Regions from separate parts of the Mus musculus genome. Here region 1 is linked to region 2. The links are chromatin loops, found by intact Hi-C in ENCODE. Cell type or tissue: heart. All regions are shown on one strand.

The links. Hi-C counts contacts between places; a loop is a spot of excess contacts. Peaks named below come from ENCODE experiments on the same cell type or tissue, not always from the same donor. Only the 100,000 strongest peaks of a DNase experiment are listed, where the experiment ranks them.
Region 1: it touches region 2 in a loop (8-fold over the local background); 39 of 42 quality-filtered maps call a loop at or near these places.

What each region holds. Positions count from the first base shown.
Region 1 is chr19:46,249,463-46,257,462 of GRCm38, reverse strand. It overlaps Gbf1 (golgi-specific brefeldin A-resistance factor 1), which reads right to left. Exons shown (of 40, transcript NM_178930.3): 5 at 5,231-5,349; 6 at 3,368-3,476; 7 at 2,846-2,906; 8 at 1,756-1,810. Among named protein-coding and RNA genes, the nearest start is that of 4833438C02Rik, 52 kb to the left of the region's middle. In heart, a CTCF peak has its summit at 3,064 (motif pointing right); no DNase peak of the experiment used is centred here.
Region 2 is chr19:46,132,872-46,140,871 of GRCm38, reverse strand. It overlaps Elovl3 (elongation of very long chain fatty acids (FEN1/Elo2, SUR4/Elo3, yeast)-like 3), which reads right to left. Exons shown (of 4, transcript NM_007703.2): 2 at 7,617-7,748; 3 at 6,720-6,871; 4 at 5,178-6,497. The coding sequence ends at 6,070. It overlaps Pitx3 (paired-like homeodomain transcription factor 3), which reads left to right. Exons shown (of 4, transcript NM_008852.4): 2 at 3,378-3,507; 3 at 3,687-3,889; 4 at 4,267-5,187. The coding sequence starts at 3,390. The coding sequence ends at 4,854. Among named protein-coding and RNA genes, the nearest start is that of Elovl3, 5.0 kb to the right of the region's middle. In heart, CTCF peaks have their summits at 3,516 (motif pointing left) and 4,313 (motif pointing right); DNase peaks (open chromatin) are centred at 3,521, 4,111, 4,721 and 5,411; H3K4me3 peaks cover 2,386 bases; H3K27ac peaks cover 1,967 bases; H3K27me3 peaks cover 6,372 bases.

The DNA.
Region 1 (8,000 bases), 120 kb before region 2:
GGCTCTAAGGTGCATAGTAGGCAGCAGGTGTCCACAGAACCCTATACCACTTTATCTGTACAATTCTACATTCTGAAAGACAACAGTGGCTTTATAAGAATAGCGCAGATCTTAGGCTAATAGTCATGACAACATGCAGGCTAATCAGTCAGTGAAGAGAGCTGAAATTGGTAACTACGCAAACACAAAAAATTGAGACAATGCAATCAAATAGGACAGAGACCCCTTGCTAGGGAACCCTGACTCACAGAGTTAATTCATCCGCAGTGACTGAATGCTCGAAATCACCTCTGGCGTGTACAGCCTTGTCATGGTCACGTGGACGTCCTTTATCCCCTACTTGTCTCATCTTTTAAAGGCAAGGGTATCTTAAGGGCCAGGCAATCTTGAGCTCACACTCCTTCCCTAAACTCACCTACATTTTGAATTTTAAAGGACAGATTCTAGAAAATTCCCAGTGTCCTGGTCCCTAGTTCCTTACTATCGACCTAGAGATCTAAACTTTGCAATGATCCCTTTTATGTAACAACAACAACAACACTTCTCACAGGATGAAACACCTTTTCCCACCAACATAGCCATGTATTCAGATTTACACAAGGACTATCACGCTCTCTACTCCAGCTCTGAGACAAGGGAGGGGAGAAGGATCTCGCTTGAGGTCCCTGTAGTTTCCCCAGAAATGGTGGGTCTTTCCCACACGATAACAGCAGGACCCACGTTTTCTAGGCTCATTTTGTGATGTTTAAGGCTTCATGCTGCTTCCAAGCAACCAGAAATCCCAGGAGAATTCCCAGTACTGCAAAACTATAAACACATGCAACTTTCAAAAGCCAAGCTGTTATAGAGCGGGTAAGTTGTGCTCTGAACAACAGAAATGGAACCCAGTGTTACATATAAAAAAAAATTTAAATAAATAAACCAAAAGGGGGGAGGAAAGGGAGAGGGAGAGAGACCTTGAGGTTCTTAAAGAGTAGTACCCTCTCTAACTGGTTCAGGGCTTTGGTCTGCTCCCCACTACTTAGCTCCAGTTTGCTGAGGAGACATGGAGACATCTGTGAAAGACAGGCAAATGCACGATTTAAACAGAGTAAAACAAACTCAGACACGCGCCAGCAGGGCACAGGGCGGGAATGGGGATGAATGGGAGGGAACACGGGCAGGTCAGGTGCATGCACCAAATAGCCAAGGGTCATTGCCATGGGCAGAACCTCATCAGAGGTCTGAGATGTCCAGAGTTTCAGCTCAAGAAAGAAAAAGGCCATCCCGATCACCATTCTTTTCTCAGAAATCTGGGAACCCTTTGATCCAAAGCACAGCTTGATTTGGTCTCTTCAACAGAGACCATCGTAAGCACAAGCCGAGTCTTAATCAGCACGAGGAGGGGATTTGGGGCACAGCCTCTCTAGGACTCTTACTTGCTGACAAGACTGAGCCAAATGGGATGGCCAGATTTTCATTTTGTCAACATGCATCTTTACCCCAGCTTGGTAAGCTGTGTCCAGTTTCCTTAAGGATTGACTCACTAGCAAATGTGGTTGGTCAACAAAGACAGGTAGGTCAGAGAGGAAAGGTGGAGAAAGGAGACGCACACAGGAGGTGTATTTCTGACTTAAAGGAGTGACAGTTATTTGTAGATTACAAGTAGACCCATCTAAGTGAAAGCATGTCTTTGCTACTAAGCAATAGTAGTACTGAAGTTCAGAAGTTAAGGTGGTTTGGACAGGGGACAGCAGACGAACTTTCAGACCCCACCTTCTTCATGTTGGTTCCCACATAGCTCTTGGGTTCTTCTTTAAACTGAGGTAACCTATAAGACAGAGAATAGTATGACCGTCACTGGGGATAATGACAATGTTCTTCTCTAGACCTGATCCAGTAATGGTGCATTGGCACACAGTATCTTGTCTCTTAGTTAGAAACAAGCTTCTTATAAGAGCTAATTTCACCCCCTTTGGAACTTTGGAGCTATAGGAATTGTAATATGTAAGATATTGACAAAGTAGTCACTGGGACAGAGTGACTAAGCACCCTTGGAGTTCGAAGGCTCTTTTCATCACTGAAAAGCGCTGCTAAAAGCCAAGAGGTAGTCAGGCCTAGAAAGTAAAAGCAGGTTGGTGTTTCAAAGGCATTGAATCCGTGGTGTAAGAAACTCTCAGTAGCAGAATCCGAGAACAGTTTAATGTACAGATAATAGGGATTAAGTCTGAAAGCAAAAAGAAATCTCATTGGTTGAAAAGTCATGGCTTTGATTCTTCCCTCAGTGTATCTTTGGAAAGGAAGTATAGAATAGGCAATGTGATCTAGGACAGAAAGGTTTCCTGGGCTCCAAATGAGGGAGTCCTTCTTAGGGAAATCAAAGATCAAGGTTTCCCTGGAACTAAAGGGTCTGCCAGGATATGGAACTTTTGAGTGCTAACATCAGGAAGTCCCAGGCAAGCCAAGATAAAGGCCAATTAAGTCAGCTTTTACAATTGTTGGTTACCCAAGCCTTGGCCTTCTTGTACAAAATCAGGCTAAGTTTAGGGAGCTCAGCAACCTGTTCTAGGCTGCTTAAATTTGGCATCTTCTCTGTGCTCCCTTTCCCAGATGCTACCTGCACAGAAACAGACACAAGTTTGGGAAGCAGAGATTAAATAACCCTCCGCTTCCCTGAGGCCACGGGAGTTCTCTCTTCCTTCTCCCTTGCTCAGTAACCCTGGGCCCAGAGAACTATTGCTATCTACAGTCCCAGTGGCCTCTGATGTGGTTGTGGGGTTGGCCAGGTCCCTAAAGTGGCTGTGTGGAAGCAGGCAGACTCAGGAGGCCTGGGCAGCCGGGCAGAAGCAAACAGCAGCAGGTTTACCTTGTGAAGAGCAGCTGCACCATGTCTACCAGAGTGTGCTCTGCGGATTTTCTCAATAACTCTGCACAGGCAAAAACAAATAACACAGGTGTCATTACTTGCTGTGCTATTATCAGGAGACCTCTCAGAGCAGACTCCCCTCCAAACTGTGTTTACCAAGGATTATGCCAAACTTATTAAAACCAGCTCGAGCTCAGCCTGGAGCTATAACGTTACCAGACCACTAGGTGGTACTACGGAGTCAGGAAAAAGGGGACACACTAGAAGGGTTTTCTTGGGTTATCAATTGGTGTCAATTCCAGAAACCCTAAGGGAGAAGATTTGGTTCTGGAAGCGAGTCTGACTAAGATTCATCCCAACTCCTGCCCTACAATAGTGGGTTGAGAACTCTATTCTAGCTTCAGAACAACCCCCCTAAGGTTACCCAAGGTGGACGATGGATAAATCCTGTTTCTCTGGGCTTCAGAGACAGCATCCCCATATACCCCAGGAGGATGAAAGACATAGTATTCAAGGACCTACCACTGAGTCTCATTTCAAAGCAAATCCGGAAGCAAGACTGCATAATCTCACATACAGATTCATTTGTTAAGTGGGTACCCACTGGGGTTAGCAACAGAGTTCGGAGAACCTACAAGGAAGAAAGAAGACACTGATGAACAAAGCAGGGTGAGTACAGCTGATTTGTAAACACACCTAGAGAGCTGGGCTTTCCTTGGGAAGCAGAGGCAAGTGGATCTCTGACTTGGAAGACTGTCTGGTCTACAGAGCGAGTTTTAGGACAGCTACACAGAGAAATCTTGTTTTGAAAAATCAACCAACCAACGAAAAAACAACAAAATGGAAAAGTAAATTTTAAATAATTTCTTCTTCTTTCTTCTCTTTCTTCTTTCTTCTTCTTCTTCTTTTTCTTCTTCTTCTTCTTCTTCTTCTTCTTCTTCTTCTTCCTCTTCTTCTTCTTCTTCTTCTTCTTCTTCTTCTTCTTCTTCTTCTTCTTCTTCTTCTTCTTCTTCTTCTTCCTCCTCCTCCTCCTCTTCCTCCTCCTCCTCCTCTTCCTCCCTTTCTCCTCCCCTCCCTTCCTCTTCCTCCTCCTCATCGTCATCATCATTGCTTGTGCTATGTGCATGTTCATGTGTGTTTATGTGTGTAGTTTGGGGATGTGGAGGATACACTAGTACATGGATATCAACATCAGAAATGTGGACCAACTTCCCTTAAGGCTGGGTCTCTCACTGACCTAGAACTCATTGATTAGGCTAGACTGGTTGACCAGCAATACCCAGGATCCTCTTGGCTATGCTTCTCTGGGACTCTCACCACTATGCCTGGGGATTTACATAAGTATTGGGGAATCTCACACTTCTCTTCATGCCTATAAGGCACAAAGTTCACTAACTGAGCTAACTTCTCAGGAGATCAAACTCACATATGCTAGGCCAGTGCTCTACCAGTGAGCAACATGCCCAGCTTAGGGGTGAGGTTCTCCTTACTGCCTGTTTTGTCTGAGATAAGATCACGCTATTTAGTCCAGGTTAGGTTGAACTTGTGGTCTCCAGCTTCAGTCTCCTACGAGTTCCAATTACAAGTATGCATGACCATGCCCAATTTCAGGGTTTCTTTTTCTTTTTCTTTTTTAAGTTAGCAAGAAGTAAGCTGACCTTAAAGCTAGGTAAAATGTCACAAGCACTTGGGAAGTCAAAACAGGAATAAGAATTCAAGGTCATCCTTAGTTATATGAGACCCTGCCCCACCAAAACAAAAACAAAAAATTAAAAAAATTAAAACAAGTGTGGTGGTGCACACCTTTAATCCCAGCACTCTGGAGGCAGAAGCAGGCAGATCTTGAGTTTGAGGGCAGCCTATTCTACAGAGTGAGTTCCTGGACAGCCAGGGCTACACAGAGAAACCCTGAGTCAAAACAACAGCAACAACAACAACAACAACAACAAAAACCCCAAAACAAAAACTCAAAATAGCTACTCCCATGTACCTGACCTGGGAGTCCTCTCTTTGCTTCGCACAGTCCTGACATAGTTCATAACTCACTGGATCTCTAGCCCACAGGCCTAACAGATAAACGACACAGACACAGTCTACCAGAGGCACAAGATGGAGTAAGGGTTTCTGGTATTTGATACCAATTCATTTAAAGCTCTTAACTATTTCCCTTAGAAAAAGCTTTTACTTTGGGTACCGAGCTCCTTGTTTGGAAACAGTGAGTCTCTAAAGCCTCAGTGGAATCAAAGCACAGCTTCACGCTGCTGCCGGCTGACCCAGCAAGTAGAGCCGGCCTACGAGCTTCACACTGCTGCCGGCTGACCCAGCAAGTAGAGCCGGCCTACGAGCTCTTGGCCATTAGCCTGGTTGTTCTCCCCTCCCACTTACCTGAAGGATTTTCATCAGGACAACTTCATCACTGGCAGGATCTGTGCCCACAAAACGGGCGTGAGTGACAGCATCTGCCATGTTCTCCATGCCCTCTGCTGTGCCCTCATGAGTTGGATCTGCTCCGGCAAAAGAACAGATTAAATTATGTCAAGAAGACAGGAAAGGGAAGATAGCCTGTCTATAATTGCTTGGAGAAGACCCTGGCCTTCTCATGAGTCTCCTAACCTATTGTTTTGATTTGCTTTTATGATTTTTTTTAGCAACCTAAAAATTTTACCCATTATACTAGTGGTGGTAGTACATGTCTTTAAGCCCAGCACTTAGGAGGTAGAGGCAGGTGGGTCTCTGTGAGTTCAAGGCCATCCTGGTCTACAGAGCAAGTTCCAGGACAGCCAGGGTTATGCAGAGAAAACTTGTCACAAAAAGAAAAAAAAAAAAAAAAAGAAAGAAAAGAAAAAGAGAAATTCTCCACCAACTCAAAAAAGCACTTCCTATGTATCAAAATTACCTGTAGTGTTTGTTAAGCACACACACAGCCTGGCTCACTTCTAGAAGCTTCTTCTGCTGCTCTTGTGTCTCTCTCTCTCTCTCTCTCTCTCTCTCTCACACACACACACACACACACACACACACCCCGTGGAGCGCAGTGATGAGGCCATCCAGCCACAGTGAGCCCCCTTTCTTCAGCTCTCCAGAGCTGGTGTTACAGTGCTCAGCTTTTCTCTGGGTAGGTAGTAGGGCTCCAAACTCAAGCCCCTCATGTTTGTGTGGCAAATGCTTTACCAACTGAGGCCCTAGAAGCTTTGATTTTGTAGGGTACAGTGAGGCCTAAGAGCCTGCATTTCTAAGATCTCAGGTAGTTGATTCTGCTGGTCTAGGGACACACCTGAGGAATCACTAGTGGTAAGCTACTCATTTTGTAGTATAAGGGTCTTGAAAAAGGAGCAGGCTGAGTCAGACCTTTGAATGCCAAGGTTACAGCTTTTCTCTTCTCATCTTTAACATGACTTCTCTTTGGTTGTTTTGGTTGTGTGTTCTGGTGCAATTGAATTAAGGGAATGAGGGGAAACAGATGGTTTGAGCTACCAGTGCTGCTCTTTGGGTGGCATACTATAGCAGATCCAAGGCTCTGTATATTCATTCTCATTGAAAACAACACTCAGCAAGAATCATGGTACTAAGGCCAGGTGTAGTGCTATACACTTGGAATCCCAGAACTTGCCAGGCTGAGGCAGGAGAATTAGGAGTTTGAAGCCAACCAGGACTATAATATAGAAAGACCTTGCCACCTACTCCAATTAACTTGTTTTCATCTACTTACTTAGATTTGTTTCTTAAGACAGGACGAAGTCTAGGTATGTCTTGAACTCACTATGAAGCTAAGTGTGGCCCTGAATTCCTTATCCTCCTTCCTCTGCCTCCCAAGTGCTGGAATTATAAAGCATGTGCTGAACACACCCAGCTTAAACAAAACTCTTGTCCTTTAACTAACCAGGCTGTAGGAGGAAAACGAAACAATCGGAATGGGGCTGGAGGCTGGGGACTGGGAGCAGGCAGGATTTCAGCTGTGGAAAAGAGGTGAGAAGCTGATGGTAAGTTCTGTGGAGAGAGAAACTCTGCTTTTACTCTTGTGGCAAATAGCCACCAGAAGCAGGCTAAGAAGCTGCCTCCAGCGATGCTGAGAGTCCTGCAGAAGGCTGCTTGCTCTCAAGAGTCCATTCTGCTGCTTAGTCTTGAAAAGTGAGCTCACGGAGAAAAGCAGGAAGAAAGGCCTGATGAAGCTCAGGCTGTGCTGAGGCTGAGGCAGCGCGGAGAGCAAGAGCCCTCCCGACGGGGTGGTAGGAGTCAGCTCTTGCCACCCCTCCCTCCTTTTTTTCATTTGTGAGACAAGGTCCCTGGCTTGCCTGAAACTCACTAGACCAGGCTAACCTTCGTCCCTCTGCCTCTGCTCCAGAGTGCTGGGCTTTCAAGGTCTGTGCCACCACACCTGGCAATTTTCCCCTTTTTGGTACCTGAAATTAACAGAGTTCCTGAGCCTAAAGCTTGGGGGATTGCCAAGAAACCTGAGCATTTCTCTTTCAACAATGAGCCAGAAGACTTCTGTTAACTGTGAGTACTTCTGTTGTCTTTTCTCTACTGTCTTCTTGGCACTAGCCTCTGACATGTCCAAGACTCTGTCTTATTTTAAGTACTAAGTGGCTTCTAGAGAGACATGCAAAGGGGAGGAGTTTGAGGACTCAGAGCCAGTGATGATCCAGCCTCTCTCTCTCTCCCCTATCACCCTCCCGGCTCCCTCAATCAGCAGGGGAAATCCTATTCTTTATGGCCCCTGTCTAAACACTCTTGCAGCCCTGCTTGAAAGTCCTTATTGAGGCCTTCAGGGCCACAGGAAAGCTAGGTCTTTCTTGTGTTAGAAGACATGTCAGATTTCAGTGAATAGCAGCCTTGCTCACATCTCAAGGATCCTGGGAGTCTGTTTCTTTCTCTCTTTCAGTAATTTAGTGATAAAGTGGTTTAAATTATTTTGATCTTTTTGTATTTTCATTCCTTTAACTTGAACAAAGTAGCAAAGTCCATTTTTCAAGAAGGCAGGTAATAGTGATGGGTCCTTAGAATCACAGGTAGAGCCTGCCAGCAAGCTACTGCCAGTCAGTGCTACAACTCATGACCTGCAGGTACATGGGACGAAACTAAAGGTCAGTTTGTGGAGCAGAAAATAATCTCAGAAGCCTTGGGCTGCAGGATCCAGAGGGCAGGGGGTGGTTTC
Region 2 (8,000 bases):
ACGGCAACAGAGGGACACAGCTTTTCTTGCGGGCAAACCTCACTGTCCCCTTGGCCAGTTCTGCGTTGCTTCTGTGGCTCCTGGAAAAGTCAGGAGCGTGGTTTGAATTTCAAGGTCATCTGGAGTCTGAAGGAAGGGCTGGCTGCAGAGCACCTCAATTTCCAGAGCTAACTTCCTCCCACATCTCCCCAGAAAATTTGAAGCCCTGCTGGTCCTGCTGTCACAGTTCCTTGCAAGGCCATCTCCACTCCAGGGGACACATTGTTGGGCCTAGGTTTTCCATTGCCATGCCTCCAGCTCCTGTCGTGAGACCTGGAAAGGGAAGTTAACTGACTACCTCCATCCTTGGCCCAACTCCTCTCCTTCCCTACTGGGTTCCCTCCTGTCTTACCTCTCTAGCCCCAGGAAGAGTCCAAGAACAAGACCCGACTGCCAGTGGAAAGAGCAAGAATTCTGTTCAAACCCAGTCCTACTGTCAGCTTGGCTTGAGTTAGGGCTGTGTTCTCAGAGCTGGTTGAAGAGGGTATTACCATGTACAAAACACAGGCCATTGTCCAGCCTCACATCCTTCTGAAAGGTTCTCAATAAATTTGGATCAGCCAAGAGATGCACATCTCGATCAATCCGAGCTAATTCACCACAGTAATGCCATAATGTCCCTGATAATGGGGAGAGGGTGTTGGAGACAGAGACACCCCCACCTAGCTCTCTCCTTCTGACCCTAGTTTCTGTTTTCTGCCCAAGAGGCTCTTGGAGTCAAGAGACCCATTACTGTCCCTTTTCTTTCCTCCCATGCGAGGTCTTGTGAATGTCAACCAGAAAGGGGCCAACCAAGGGGAAACTCAGCAGGGACCCAGGCAGACTCCTTCAGAAAATCAGGCTAGGTCTGAGATAGGAATCCTGGCAAGAAGTGGTGTGTGTGTGTGTGTGTGTGTGTGTGTGTGTGTGTGTGTTGGGAGAACTGTGTACATGAGGTGGAGGAAGAGATGACTGGTAGGAGGTGAGATATGTTTTGGACAAGCAAAGGAACAGAAGGAGCCTATGTCCTTTGTAGGTTTCTTTTCTTCTTTCTTGTTTTTTTATTTTTGTTTCAATTTTCAGATTTTTAAAAAAATTTTATTTGTATGACTGTTTTACCTCCGTGGAGACGAGGTGAGGGACCTGGGTTCCCCGGAACTGGAGTTACTGATGGTAATGGCTGTGAGCTACCATATGGATGCTAGAAATCCAACCTGGGTCCCCTGCAAGAGCAAGTGCTTTAAACTGTGGAGCCGTCTCCCCAGCTTGGTTCTGATATGGAACCATTTACTAAGCCATTTACAAGCCATTTACTAAGAAAGTATAAATAACTCAAACAAGCAGACCCGCCCTACTGTGGAAGCAGACCTAACCCTGAGAGGACTTCAACAGAGGGCTCCAAGGAACACAACTTGGAAAAGCCTCTTTAGGAGCCCACAGATTTAGCTCAGGTCCTAACTGTACTTGTACTTTAAGTTGCTTTGAGTCTCAGGTTCCACCTATGAAATGGGTGGGTTGGGCTAACCATTCCTAACCTCAAGGTCTGAAATCTGAAATTCTCTGAAATCCAAAAGCTGAGGTGGGGGGTACATCCAGTTTTGGGTTTTTAAAAATTATCTTGTTTTGTTTATGTGTATGGGTATTTTATCTGCATGCATGCCTACACGCCGAAAGAGGGCATCAGACCCCATGGGACTACAGTTATGGGTGGTTATGGGCCACCATGTGGATGCTGGGAATTGAACTCAGGACTTCTGGAAGAGCAACCAGTCCTATTAATTACTGAGCCATCTCTCCAGCCTGCAGTTTTTGGAGCTTTTGGATTAGAGATGCTCTACTGGAAATCTAAACACATATTCTTTGGGTATATGTGTGAAAGTTTTGTGTGTGAAGGTGCACATGCAGAGATGGATGGAGGCCAGAGGTTAACATCTGGAGTCTTCCTCAATCATTCTGTCTCTTAGTGTTTTTGTTTTATTTTGTTTTTGTTTTGTGTTGTTTTGAGGCAGAGTTTCTTGTTGAATTTGGATCTGGTCAGTTCACCTTGACTAGCTGGCCAGGGGTCCTCCTGTTTCTATCTCCCCGGTGCTGGGGTTACAGGGTGGTGCTTTGTGGATGCTAGAATAAATCAGACTCAAGTCCTTATGCTTGTATGACAAGTACTTTACCATCTGAATCACTGCTTGTCTTTTCAGGCAGGGTCTCATGTAGCTAAGGCTGGCCTTAAACTCCAGGTCTGCCTTCCAAGGGTACTAGAATTACAGATCTACATTACCACACCTGGCTCTAAACAAATATTCTGTTTTTGAAAAAGAAAAAGAAAAAACAAAAACAAAAACCTTTAAAGCTGGGATAGTAGTGGTGGCGGCAACACACACATGCCTTTAATGCCAGCACTTGGGCTACAGAGGCAGGCAGCTCTCTAAACTGGAAGCCAGCCTGTTCTACAGAATGAGTTCCAGGACAGCCAAGGCTACATAGAGAAATCCTGTCTAGAAAAACCAGATAGATAGATAGATAGATAGATAGATAGTCAGACAGACAGACAGACAGACAGGCAGACAGGCATGGTAACCCAGACCTGAAATTCCAGCATTCAAAGGTGGGAGCAGCAAGGAAGATCAAAAATTAAGGCTAGCCTGAGCTACATGAGACCCTGCCTCAAACAAACAAAATGGAGTAGCCGTGGCACTAGGCATAAGCCCAACAATTAATGAGTCTATCGTACATGTGCTTACATAAAACCTCTCAGTGTACATCTTTTTTCTCATTGGCCTTCTTTCCCAACTCTTTTATTTTTCCCAGTGTATGGGTGTCTTTCCCTGCATATATGTTTGTTCACCAGAGTACCAGAGTGCCTACTCCCTGGGGCGGGGGCGGGGGGGGGGGCAGAAGAAGGCTTTGGATCCCCGGGAACTGGAGATTCAGACAGTTGTGAGCAGCCAGTCATGTAGGTGCTGGGAATTGAAGAAACATCCTCTGGAAGAGCAGCCGGTGCCTTTAGCCGCTGAGCCATCTCCTCTGCCCCGCCCTACTCTATTCTATAGTGCACCATTCGGGATAGCTTTTTGTCAGTGGATAGGAAAAGAGGCAAGAATGTTATGAGGAAACCCTATTAGGAGCCTGATAAATCGATAGTTTGTTGGCTGTTGTTGTTGTTTGTTTGTTTGTTTGTTTGTTTAAGACTGTGTGTCTCACCGTGTGTTCTTGGTTGACCAGGTACACACTGTAGAGTGAAGATCTTCCTGTTTCTGCCTCTTGAGTACTAGGGTCACAGGCACGCACCACATCAGGGTATCCCTAAGCCCCTGATCTTTACTTCTATTAACCTGACATATGTCTTCTCTTTCCTCTACTAGAGACCTCCCTCCATGGAGTTTGGGCTGCTTGGTGAGGCAGAGGCGCGAAGCCCTGCGCTGTCGTTATCGGACGCAGGCACTCCACACCCTCCGCTTCCAGAACATGGCTGCAAGGGGCAGGAGCACAGTGGTGAGCGCGCCCCCTTCTGGGGGTGGAGGAGAAAACAGTTTAGCCTTGATGCGGGGTGGGAGCGAGAGTGATAACCTGAGCGGGAGCCAGCCAGGGGCTGAGGAATTCCTTGAGGCCCCTGAACCAGAGACTCCGCACAGGCCCTAGCGCCCTATGACCTGCCACATTCTGGCCCTCAGACTCGGAGAAGGCCTCGGCCTCACTGCCGGGGGGCTCCCCCGAGGACGGCTCTCTGAAGAAGAAGCAGCGGCGGCAGCGCACGCACTTCACCAGCCAGCAGCTGCAGGAGCTGGAGGCCACCTTCCAGAGGAATCGCTACCCTGACATGAGCACCCGCGAAGAGATCGCGGTGTGGACCAACCTCACTGAGGCCCGCGTGCGGGTATGGCCCCACCTGCGCGCACCTCGCTCTCGTGCCCCCCACCCCCCATCCCAAGTAGCTGGTGACTCTGCGGGGCCGGTGCCACGTCGGGCCCAGTTCCCCACCCTCCTGCTGCCTTGCCTGCCACCCCCATCACTCGATTCCTCGGCTGGGACCAAGGCTCTACCTTCCCCTCATCTCTCTTTGATCCCGAGCTGTTCCCCCAAACCCTGCGGCCCCTGGCTTCACTTCTCTGGCCCCCAGGCTCGGTGCGCTCCTCCCTTCCAGCCTGCATCCACCATGCACCTCTGATCTTCCCCGCCCGGGCTCGATCCTACTGTGGGTGGCCCAGTCCCCAGCCACTCCACCTCCTGACAGCCTTTCTCGGATACCCGCAGGTGTGGTTCAAGAACCGGCGCGCCAAGTGGCGGAAGCGGGAGCGCAGCCAGCAGGCGGAGCTGTGCAAAGGTGGCTTCGCAGCCCCGCTCGGGGGCCTGGTGCCACCCTACGAGGAGGTGTACCCGGGCTACTCGTACGGCAACTGGCCGCCCAAGGCTCTCGCCCCGCCGCTCGCCGCCAAGACCTTCCCGTTCGCCTTCAACTCGGTCAACGTGGGGCCTCTGGCTTCACAGCCTGTATTCTCACCGCCCAGCTCCATCGCCGCTTCTATGGTGCCCTCGGCCGCCGCTGCCCCGGGCACCGTACCAGGTCCCGGAGCCTTGCAGGGCCTGGGCGGGGCACCCCCCGGGCTGGCTCCAGCCGCCGTGTCCTCCGGGGCAGTGTCCTGCCCTTACGCCTCGGCCGCCGCAGCCGCCGCTGCAGCCGCCTCCTCCCCCTATGTATACCGGGACCCGTGTAACTCGAGCCTGGCTAGCCTGCGGCTCAAAGCCAAGCAGCACGCCTCTTTCAGCTATCCCGCCGTGCCCGGGCCGCCGCCGGCCGCTAACCTTAGCCCCTGCCAGTACGCCGTGGAACGGCCGGTGTGAGCCGCAGGTCTGTGGATCCATCCCCGAGGGCGGGGCAGTAATTCACAGCCTCTCCGGACAGGGGTCGCCTAGACTGGCTTGCCCTCGTCCCAGGGTCTGAAAGGGGTGCCAGAGCACCCGGGAAGAGGCCGCGGGCTTCGAAGAGGGCCTTTTCCCTCGCAGCCCCCGAGCGGTGGTCTGACCCCTATGCGGAGACCGCGCCCCTAGGACTAAGGCCAGGAACAGGGACCAGCTCCCCCAGGGCCAATTCACCCTTGGCTCACCCCGCCTTCTCCAGACTCCCCCTATCCCATTTTCAAAGATCAATGAAATAAACGTGCGCGGACTGTCAAAGGCCTGATGATTCAGACTTGCGGTTGAGCCCTCCTTCCCTTCATCCTTCCCATTGTCCAAAAGGACAGCTGGATGTACAGGAACCGAGTGAGCGTCCAGGCTTCTAAGGTTGCCGTCTCACTCCTTTCCTCCAGGATAGGGAAGCAGGGTCTCCTGGAGTAAAAGGAGTATGAAGCTTGGTGTGACCAGCTAGCTGACAGGGATCGTTCTCTGCTGGTGCTGCGACGCCACCTGGTGGTCTCTGGGAGGACAGCCGGTAGGTCTGGTCACCCGTGCTTCCACGCAGCGATCTCTTCTGCAGTTTAGCCTATGATTTTAGGACTTGTTTCTCACTGTTCCTTTCAGAGGCTTGGGTCTCTAACAGCAATAAACTTCTAGTCTGTAAAAGACATTTATTAAGCGCCTACCAGGCCTAGAATTCTTATTGAGTGTTTGTGTGTGCCTCTGTCCTTCCACACACCCTCAGGCTCCCCCCCTGCAGATCACTCACTCCCCAGAGTCAGCCTCCTCCTACCACAGAGTCAGTCCACTCTCCCCTCCCCTCCAAGTCCACAAATCCTCAAGATCATGTTGACCTCTTTTAAAAATAGAGCAAGAAGAGAAAGATTTCTAAATATAAATATAAATAACTCCATTTTAAGGACCTCAGTCCTATCTCCTTCCTAGGGCTTGGTTTTCCTTCACATTAAAGACAGAAACATCAAAGTACCAAACCACACACCCCCTATCCCCAAGGGTGACATTTCTTGGTTGTCATAGCTTCCTGCAACTTTGAGGGTACATATCCCATGGGGGAAACCATACAGGGAGGTACCCTAATCATTCTCCCATACCCTTAGTGCCACGGAGGAACGGCTGAGGCTCCATCTTTCTTTCCTACTCTCATTGGCTCTTGGATGCAACTTTGCCCTTGGGCCTGAGGTAGGCTCGGTGGAAGAAGTGAGCGAATAGGATGAAATAGGTCCCATATAGCATAAAAGACCAGAAGAAGTGTTCCGTTGTTGTGTGGCATCCTTTCTCCTGCCTCCAGATGTAATTCAGTATGCCAAAGATGGTGCCCAGAACCATCTGCAGAATCTGCAGGCTGGTGATGACCATGGGGAGAAGATTAGGATGCTTCAGTTTGGCAGCCTTCATAGTGTAGTAAGTGTACATGACAGAATGGACGCCAAAGTTCATGGTCATGAACCAGCCACCCGAAGGCACTTTGTTCTTGTATCCAAAGCTTGTGAACAGTAGCACTGTGCTGTGGTGGTACCAGTGGACAAAGATGAGTGGACGCTTACGCAGGATGATGAAGGCCGTGTCTCCTGAGAGGTGAGGGATCATAGTCGTCAGGCCACCCAGTGCTGGTACCACTCCCTCCCCGGGGTGTGTGAACACATCTGGAAATCTCACGGTGTGGGTGTGGGGTGGGGATATCTCACTAAGACCCAGGAGTAGGGCCGGGACTCTCCATGTGATGGGTAAGGGAAGAGCGCTGGGGAAGGATTCAAGTCACTGGGCACCGGAGACAAAGCCCCTGCACTCACCCAGTTCAACAACCTTGCTGAGAAGAAAGAGAAAGGACCAGAATCTGACTACGGCGTCATCCGTGTAGATGGCAAAGCACACGGTTTGCTTGAGGCCCACTGTAAACATCACTGTTGCCATAAACTTCCACATCCTCAGAGTACCCAGGATACTGGAGTGAGACCATGCACAAAGGTATGAAGGGATTAGGGGATGGCCAGGCGTGAACCTGACCCAACCACATCCACGTCGGAACCAACTCTCTATCACCTCCTCACCCTTCCGAGGGGAGTGTGGCTACAGCTTTTGAGCTCCCGGGGCCAATCTGGTAGATCTAACAAGTATTCTCCATGAGATATGGGTTAAGAAAAAGCCAGTGGATACAGGGGGAGAGGTGAAAGTCAAAGTTAAGCACAGGGTTCTTGAAGTGGGTTGCCAGTCAGAAGGAAAAAGTGGCAAGAGACAGAAGGACGTGGTAAAGGAGGGGCTGGGGAACTTGATGCTCTTCGATTGCTTTGGAAGAGCAATTTGGGAACTGAGATATTTAAGGCTAGACAATTTTGTCGGCCGTATAGATTTCCCGAGCACAAGAGGAATGGGGTAGAGCCTAACATCTGTATTCCCAGAACTCAGGGGACTGAGGCAGGACGGTTGTGGTATTTGAGGCTAGCCTAGGTTACACAGTGGGCTATTAGAGCAGTCTGGGGTGCAGATTAAGAGACTATCTTTTAAAGTAAACATTTTAAAGAGGGGTGGAACAGAACAGAGACCATAGCCTTGGGCTCAAGGAAGAGAGAAAACCCAGGTACTATGGAAAAGAAGTCGACGTGGCTGAGGATTTGAGAAACCCTCAGGGTAAAATGGAGATGTAAGGACTAAAGAACAGGCAGAGAGCATGGGGTGGAGGACTAACTTACCTGAATATTGCCAGGAAGAAGGACCAGAGGATGAGAGGCCTCTGCAAGCTGAAGCTCTTCCGCGTTCTCATGTAGGTCTGGCCAACAACGATGAGCAACAGATAGACGACCACTATGAGAAATGAGCTTACCCTGGAGGGCAGAAAACAGATGGATTCACAGTGGGCGTTGCTTAAAAGAATGCCCGCTCATCTCCCAAAGGGGCTCCTTTATACTAGAGCTTCAGCAGTATGATGCTTTGGTTTCCTTATCTTTATGGGGTAGTGGGGTGCCTTGGCAGTATTCACAGATCTAAAGTACCTAGCACAGGGCACATTTGAGATTTCTGTAATTATGACTTTGTCAATGAGGTCTCAATGAAGGTGACAGTTGTCTGCCCCCAGC